Linked DNA regions of Mus musculus: region 1 is linked to region 2. A link is a loop called in an ENCODE intact Hi-C map of the cell type or tissue named here. Cell type or tissue: heart. All regions are shown on one strand. Each heading gives the region's core, and the rest is flanking DNA. Links, peaks and the distances in the headings are about the cores only.

Region 1 (4,413 bases), core at 179-4,178, 860 kb before region 2:
AATAGATGAATTTGCTTTAAAATTCACCTTGTTAAATGAGAAGCAGCCATCAGTTCTAACATTTTACACAATCCACAATTCACTGTCACATGACCAAATGATAAGACCAAAATTCCATTAACTCAACTATGTGTCTTTGGCCCTTAAAGAGGGTCTAGTTTTTTGAGGGACCTTAATCAGTATCATTTTTACCTTGCTAGCACCTATTTTAATTAGTGGGCCACAAATACTCTGCAGTTAATATGAAGAAGCAGCTTACTGGAGGACTAGAACCAAAGCACAAGACTCCTGCAGTTTCATTCAGTATCAGCACTGAATAGAGATGTTGGAGGAATGGTTTGGCATTTGGACTTCAAAATGTCAGGGTTATTTGGTGGGCTCTTGGGATTTTTTGAGATTCTGTAGCTCTTGTTAGCCTAAAACTTGATATATAGACCAAGCTGGTCTTAAACTCACAAGAGATACTTCTGCCTCTCTCTCCTGAGTCCTGGGATTAAAGGAGCGTCCTACCATACATGGGCTCCTAAGGATTCTTTTTATCTCACAAATTTATAGTTGGTTATTAAAGGGCATGTTCAAGTATCTGTGCAGCAAGCTAGCACCTCAGTATACGTGTATCTGTCAACACACATGTTTGCGTTCTGAACATTTGAAACCAGGAGCTCTGTTTCCCTAAGAGCTAACCCAAGTCAAAGCTTATGTGTGACTGTGTAACTCTGGCCGACCTGGAACATACTGTGTTGTCCAGGCTTGCTTCAGAGTTACAGAAATCTCCTGCCTCTGCCTCCTGTATGCTGTGATTCATATATTTTTTCATAGACGTACAACAGTGTGAAAGTGAGTGAGTCATCCAACTCATGTGTGAAGGGGCAGCCTTTCGGTCACTTACTTCTCGGAAGTTTCCACCAACCTGCCTGGCTACCTACCTGTCCACCCACCTGTCCGTCTGTCTGTTTGACCATCCATCCCTAAGTCCATGCATGCATCATATCTATCTGAGAAAGGCCTTCTCTGTAGCCCTGGCTGTCTGTAGACCAGACTAGTGTTGAACTCACAAAGATCTACCTACCTCTGCATCCCAAGTGCTTAGATGAAAAGTGTGTACCACCACTGCCCAGCTTCCTGTAAATTATAGTTAGACCAAGATTATAAAACAATGATGTAGAAGTTCAGAAACATTTTGTAACAATATTAGAAAGCTAGTGTTAAAGTATATCAAGGCTATATTCGTTGTATAGTTATATTTATTAACTGCTTAAAGTGTTTTTCTGTTATTTTGCTTATAAATTAAATTAGCTTAATATTTTATAGTATAATTTCTTAGTATCTTTGTACAGTGTGTGCGTGTCTGTGTGTTTGTCTGTGTGTGTCTGCAGCCACCATGGCCATCAGAATGACCGTTTAGAATTGTTCAGAATGACTGAGTAGCCTGGATTGGCTAAAACTTCTGGAGTCTGACCCAGAGTATTTAATTTTAGGTGAAAAATTCCCTGCTGATAATGAATTCAATCCTATATGCACAGTAAAGTTTAAGACTTTATTCTGACTTTCAAGGTCACTGCAATAATATGTCTAATATGCACATAATTGAAACTCTTTGTGAAATGTGTGTGACATCTTTTACATGCAACACCTTCCAAAAAGATAGGTTCTTCTGGGTGAGGTTGCTGACCACACAGACAGTACAAATGTCACCCAGCTGTGTAAACCATGCCCACTCGCTGCCTTCTGGGCAAATAGCAGGCGACATTCCTGTTTTCCCCTAGTGCTTATTATTGGTGTTCACAAGGCCTGTGCCTCCAACATCTGTCTAACATATTCCTAAAATTCTTGCTATAATATACTTATTTTCAACAATAGCTATCTTTGTATTGATCATTGATTTTCTAATTTTGCCATTTAACTTATATAATAGTTTAAAATTTTCCATCATATTAAATATTCAAGTAGATTACAACGCATGGTGGATGTCAACAGCAATTAATAGTTCTGCCACATGGTGTCGCCAAAATACATGATTTAAAATGAGTTGTTTTTTTGTGTGTGTGTGTGTGTGTGTGTGTGTGTGTGTGTTTACTGTTATTTTTATTTTAAGCTTCTTTGTTTTCTTTTTGATTTTGTGCCTCACATACTAGTATGAGACATGAGAAATAGCTTTCTTCAGCCTGTCATTTCTGCTTAGTTATTATTTAATATGCAACAACAGTTTATGCTGAGGCAATATAATGTCAGTGGACTAGTGACTAGAGACAGATGTCACAGTAAGGGCTTTTACTGACAAGAATTTATTTTGTGATTCTTTTTTTTTCTTGTTGAGAAAGGGTTTATGAAGTGCCAGTTTGCCTTAAACTGCTATTTAGTTAAGATTGGTCTTAAATATCTGGTCCTTCTGTATTTATCCCCCAAATGCTGGGAATATGAACATTTCTTACTATATAAATCCATTTTGTGCTTCTAATATTCTAAAATTATTCTATATACCTTTGATTATATACATTTGTTTAAAATCAGAGAGACTCCTAATAGCTAGTGTCTTAATGTATCACCAACCCTAGAACTCATTTTTTTTTGTAGAGGTGTTTTCTATCCAAGCTCTGGTAGCACATTACCTCAAGAGTAACGGGATTGTCTATAGACTTACAAGGACGTGTTCTTTTAAGTGTTATTATTGGGTAGACTTGCATTAATTACATGTGGGCCTTTATTTGTCTCCTAGAAAGTTATACTTGAACTATAACACCTGCATTGGATTTTTATATAGGCAGTGGTTCATATTTTATGGAAATAATTTGCCAGATAACATAATATATGTTATATATTATAATTCTATAATATTAAATATATTGATATTAAGTATAATATAAATATTATATTACCTATATTAATATTAAATATTGGATATAGTTATATAATTATAATAAAATAACATATTATGTATTATTTGACCCAGTACTCCTTGTGTTGTTAACACACTGATAATATAATGATTTGCATACAAGTCTCTCTGTAATTTAGACAAAATGGTGTATAGGATGGGGGTAGGAAAGATGGCACGAAGTAAAGAGTACTTGCTGCTCTTCCGAGGGCTCCCAGGGTTCTAGCCTCAGAACCCTTGTCGGGGGCTCACAGCAACGTCAAGGGATCCATCATCACCCTCTTTTGACTTTCAAGGTCACTGCATCCACATGTACAGACCTAATATATGCATAACTGTAAAAATTAAAATCAAAAAAATTAAAAAAGCTCATTAGATTGGGACTAAGTGGATAGCTTAGTTTTAGCCTTCATTCTTAGTAACCTTGTCTGCTGCACAGTTCCCTTCTGCCCAGAAAAAGTGTGTAGGCCCACAATCATTGCAAAACATTAACTGGTTGTAATTATATTGCCTGATAATTTGGTAATTGTTCGTGGAACCAGCCTTTTTGCTGTGTGTTTAAAATAATGTAACGTGGGACTTGGGTGCTCTCTCAGTGGAGAGCTGTTAGTTTTGCAGAGGACCTGGGCTCATTTCCTCCATGGAGGCTCAGCCATCTCCTTCAGTCTCAGGAAGGAGATCAGCTCCCCTCTGTCCCATCTAGGCACATGGCACATGGCACATGGCACACACACCCTGTAGGGCAACATTTAATAACAAATGAAAGTAAAGAACATTCTAAGAAATACATGTTATTTGTATATGAACCTCAGTAGTTGACAAATAAACATGAATTAGTTAAAAAAAAAAAAACCCAGGATAGAGAATTTTACCTTTTTTTTTTTTAAACTATAGGAGCTGTCCATGGTTATTTTTATTTTTCTTGTCTTATAGTTTTGATTGTCCTTTATCATATTTTAAGTGTGTTATATGTATTTCTTCTAATAACTTTTTGATAATTCAGTTTTGCTTGTAGATTATTGTAAGTACGTGAGCCTCTTAGCTTATTTTTTCATATTTATTTTAGCAGTACATATTCATGTCTGCTTGTTCACTGGTACAAACTATAAAAACCATGAATGTTATACAACTGGAGCATGTGTGTCATATATGTGGGTAGCTTTCCTGCCTTCTGCTCTCAATTGTTTTTTGGGGGAGGGGCTGAAGAGAGACCAATTCTGTACTTACTAGATTTATTAAAAATTGGGAACACAGAATTAATTCATAAGATTCAGGAGAGTCATTATGCACCTTAAGTAGACAGGATTAGAAGTCTGTATGACACTAAACAAATGCAGTATTTTACAAAGTTAGAGATTGGAGCAGAGGAATGTGTGTAAACTTAATGGGATCTTACTTAGGGAGAAAATATTTGATGGATTCCATTGTATGAAATTTAGGTGTAACATGTATGAACATAGTGATGATTGCAGAACATGGGGACAGTATGTTTTTCCTTAAAATTTAGTGGGGAAAGAGAAGAGTCTTAAGCACAAATA
Region 2 (4,413 bases), core at 195-4,194:
GTTAGCTATGCAAGCTGGATGAGCTAAGTCCTATCTTTGAAACCCATGGAAAGGATGAAGGAGAGAACCCCTTACCTAGATTTGTCCTCTGAGCTCCGTACCTGTGCAGTGGCACCTAGGCAGCCAGCTCACATCCTACACACACACACACACACACACACACACACACACACACACACACACAAATGATACTAATAAAAATAACACAGATCTCAGAAACAAAAGAAAGAGATGAGATCTCTGAAAGCCAATAAATTCTCACAATGAAGTTATTTGAATTTTAAATCCTTGTTTTAATTCAATAAATATCATTTTGTCAATAATGCAGTATTAACATTCTTCCAAAAAAGCTCCAATATTTTCTCATCATTAAGTTTAGTTTAATAGCTTACTAGTTTCCAATCAATATTTTTTTTTCAGTTTGGAAAAGCTAATGATATAAAATGCATTTTCTAAAGTTTCCCATTTCGTGCAATGTACATGAGCATCCACAAATACTGTTACACTCTTAAAGATATTACAAACTATATTATCATGTTTATATCATTCTGACGTTCTGGAATTGTGCTATCGTCTATAATAGCATTACTTAATGTTTCTTTTAGTATCAGGTTAATCAGCACATATTTAAAAAAAACTGTCAAAGCTTCAGATAAAATCAGAAGGCTGAAAAAAAAAACAATATTACTTAACAAAATAAGCTTAACTGTGACCTATTCTTATTCCTTAACCATTGCTTGGACGCATTTGTGAAGGCTTTACCCTGATTAAAGAAACAGCCCAGTCCCTAGCAACTCTCACCTTTCCTACTGAGGGGACATGGGCTATTAGTGAGAAGAGTAATCTAGGAATAAGTCCCTGGCCAGACACAGTGCAGCTGGCTGCAAACACTACCCAAATAATACATTTCAGATGTCAACTCTTTAAATTAAGATAGAAACATTGCCAGTTGTGTTAACCTTACTGAAGCATTTCCTACTATTTGTTAGAAACATAGTGGTTTTTTTTTTTCCTTTTGAGTATTTCAAATTGAGAACCTACAGAGTGATATATGCCTGTCAGGAAGCCCAAAATGGGCAGTGCAGACCACCAATCCACACAACTGAGGCTTTGAACTTCCCTCATAGAAGTACATTTCATCAGGTGGATAAACAAAAAGTTTCATTAAAAAGGTTGGTCATTATAGAAACGTTAGGAAAGCAAGCATACTGTGTAGAAACAAAGAAACAACAAAAGTCGATTTTAACATATAGTAATATTTTTGTAGTATTTTGAGTCCTCATAAGTTATTCTTTTGCTACTAAAACTGTATTATTCATTTTAAAACTCATATTTGTTACTGTGAACATAATAATGAGAATAGAGTTTTCCAAGGATGAAGCCTACCCCCTGCTCTCTGCTTATTTCCGGTATTTAGGAATGGCGGATGTTGCTGTTTAAGGATCTCCTACCTTTCTCCGCGTGCACTTGTGATTTCTCAGTATGTTCCATGTTTTGATCTCAGTGATCCGAAGTCCTCTGGTGCATCCAATTTTTTCAATAACAATATTCATTTTGTGCCTTTTATATAAAATACAGCACTTAAGGTTGTAAACTGTAGGGGCAATTTAAATATTTGTGTTGCTATGTTAAGCCTCATGAAGCACTTAATCTGTAAATCAAAAAACACGGACAGAACCAGCTATGGGCATTTACAGACTGGCAAGAGGCCATGATAGATTAAAACCCAGATAGCACAATTGAAACCCACTTTCTGAAAAAGAAAGGAGGAAAGAAACAAAGAAACAAAGAAAGAAGAAAAGCTGTGACCTCACAGTGGCCTCTGATCATACCAGTGGATACCCAGGTGACAGTCTCTTCACGTTTTGTTCAGCTTCATAGAAATCAAATTTTGATTGTGATTGTGTGTATGTGTGTGTGTGTTTGTGTGTGTGTGTGTGTGTGTGTGTGTGTGTGTGTTTGTGGACGTGAAGTATCGTTGTTTTGAAGTTTCTTTCATAAAAGAGATACAACTGTAACAAAGTGACCAGTGGAAATAGAAGAATAATGTTACAAAAGAAAAAAGATACTAACTAAAAAAGAAGCACTAATAAAATAATATAAATTTGCCAAATCACAAAGGCCACCTTTTTTATAGTAACACCTTTGAGAACTTACCATTAATATTATTAATAAACCCTGATATGCATCCATATGTATAAATGCTGCCATCTGTTGACCACACACAGTAATTACATGTTTCTCCGCTAGAGCCTGATGCCTTTGTCATGGTAATATTTCACAAGCATTTTTTCCCTTCAACATTGGACATCTATTGGGAAACTCCAATACCATAACTTGAAGCTGGGCTTACATGGTTTGGTTTTGTCAAGAAGTCACTCTTGCTTCTGCTCCTCCCTCCTAGTGACTGAATTAAATTTGAATTTCAACTTGTTTATGTAGTTACAATTCCCTCTCCATTTTTCCTCACTTTATTATTTGAAATCAAGACCAAGGATTCTTCTCACAGATATAACTTGTTCTTTTGTAAACCTGGCCTTTTCACTTTCTAAGATACTCAATTAAAATTAAACATAGATGCTCACACTTTCTTTCTCTGATGGTGATGCTATGTGGAATAAGCCTATGTGACAGAAGATAGACTTGTAAGCCCCTCTTCCCTGCCCCACCCCATTTCCCAGTAAACGTAAAGAAAGCTACAGAATCGCCTAATAAAGCCAATCCCGGGAGAACTGAGAGAATTCTGAGTCATCATTATCTCCCTTTATGCACTTGTAGCACCAACAGCAAAGGATGACTTATTAATGCAGACAAATAATAAAAGATTAAATAAAGCATGCTGGACAGAAAAGTAGACAGCAAACCCAACTGCCCTTTCACTTAGATTCTGGGCATGAGCGATCCTTAGAATCAATGAGCACTGTCTAGAGGACTGTATTTACTCTGGCCCAGCCCCAGTAACAGAGATACAGTTTGTGTTAGCTATTTAGTTATTGAAGGATAATTTTTTTAATTCTACTTTTGACATATTCATATGTTTTCACTACTCTTTCCTGTTGTGAGTGTGGCAAAGGAAGCCAGGTTTCTGCTAAAACTAAGCAAATGTTTCACTGCCAAGTCAGGTACTCTGTCATTTGGCTCCTACTTGGCAATTTTGATTTGAAGTAAAATTTTATGTTTTATTTTCTCTTTGAGAGAATGCCTGTCCCTTCTTGCCCTTCTTCTTTGCTCCTCCCCCCCCTCCTCCTCCTGCTTACTCCTTCTCCTTGTCTTCCTCTTCTTTCTTTTTCCCTGCCTTCATCTTTTCTGTTATATTCAGAACACACACACACACACACACACACACATATATATATATATATATATATATATATATATATATATATATATATTTACATATACTTAAGATAGATGTTTGGTTTGTTCTTAATAACTTTGGAAAATAAGTTATCAGCTTACCATGTGTGTAAGAGAATAACAATTTAACAGTGTATCTATCAATTTGGGTCTGAAATGCCATTAAATTAAAACTATTAGAACTAAGTGTTTTTTAATTGGATATTTTATTTATTTATTTATATTTCAAATGTTTATCCCCTTGATTGTTTATCCTCAAATCCCCTATCCCATTCCCCTGCTTCTATAAGGGTGCTTCCCCACCCACCCATTCATTTCTGCCTCCCCACCCTGGCATCCCCCTACACTGGGGTATCGAGCCTTCACAGGACCAAGGGCCTCCCCTTATTTTGATGCCAGACAAGGCCAACTTCTGTTACATATGCAGCTGGAGTCATGAGTCCCTCCATGTGTACTCTTTGTAGAATCAAGTTCTTATAGCTGGCGAGTACAGGTAATGTTTTTGTTACAGCATTCTTTATATAAAAACCACTTTAAATTAAAATGAATAAATTTCTTTTAAAAGCTTAAATTTCATGTTGGTCACAGAGGGTTTTTTGTGGCTTGTTTTATTTCGACGTTAGTTGCTATTCTTGAAATGTCAGTCTGATGGATTATTTTTCTTTTATTGATTTTAATTTTATAGATGCATATACTAATTTTTGGTACCCCAGTTCCTCAGTTCCAATTTTTCCTATCTTCTCCTCACCAATTTTCCCACTCACGTTTATGTATACTTTTCTAAACCCAAGTCCACTTAGTGCTGTCAGTTTATGCATGGGTGTAGGGATGTCCATCAGAGCGTGGATAGCCCACCAGAGCCCACCATCACTGAATAGAGCTGACTCCCTCTATCCCGGAGCCACCAGTCGCTAAACGTTTCTTAGCTGGGGAGGATGTGGACTTCATGAGCCCCTCCCACATCTATATTGGGGATGGGCCTGGCTTGATCTTTCTCAGATCTTGTTCATACACACTTAGCTGCCAGAAACATCATGTGCATATTCTGTTTTACTT

The links. Hi-C counts contacts between places; a loop is a spot of excess contacts. Peaks named below come from ENCODE experiments on the same cell type or tissue, not always from the same donor. Only the 100,000 strongest peaks of a DNase experiment are listed, where the experiment ranks them.
Region 1: it touches region 2 in a loop (7-fold over the local background); 7 of 42 quality-filtered maps call a loop at or near these places.

Annotation. Positions count from the first base shown.
Region 1 is chr3:82,855,210-82,859,622 of GRCm38, reverse strand. The region is part of intron 4 of Rbm46 (RNA binding motif protein 46); the gene reads left to right. Among named protein-coding and RNA genes, the nearest start is that of Rbm46, 19 kb to the left of the region's middle. In heart, for the core only: a CTCF peak has its summit at 1,960 (motif pointing right); no DNase peak of the experiment used is centred there.
Region 2 is chr3:81,994,029-81,998,441 of GRCm38, reverse strand. Asic5 (acid-sensing (proton-gated) ion channel family member 5) reads right to left here and starts at 1,520. Exons shown (of 10, transcript NM_021370.2): 1 at 1,452-1,520. The coding sequence starts at 1,491. In heart, for the core only: a CTCF peak has its summit at 2,216 (motif pointing left); no DNase peak of the experiment used is centred there.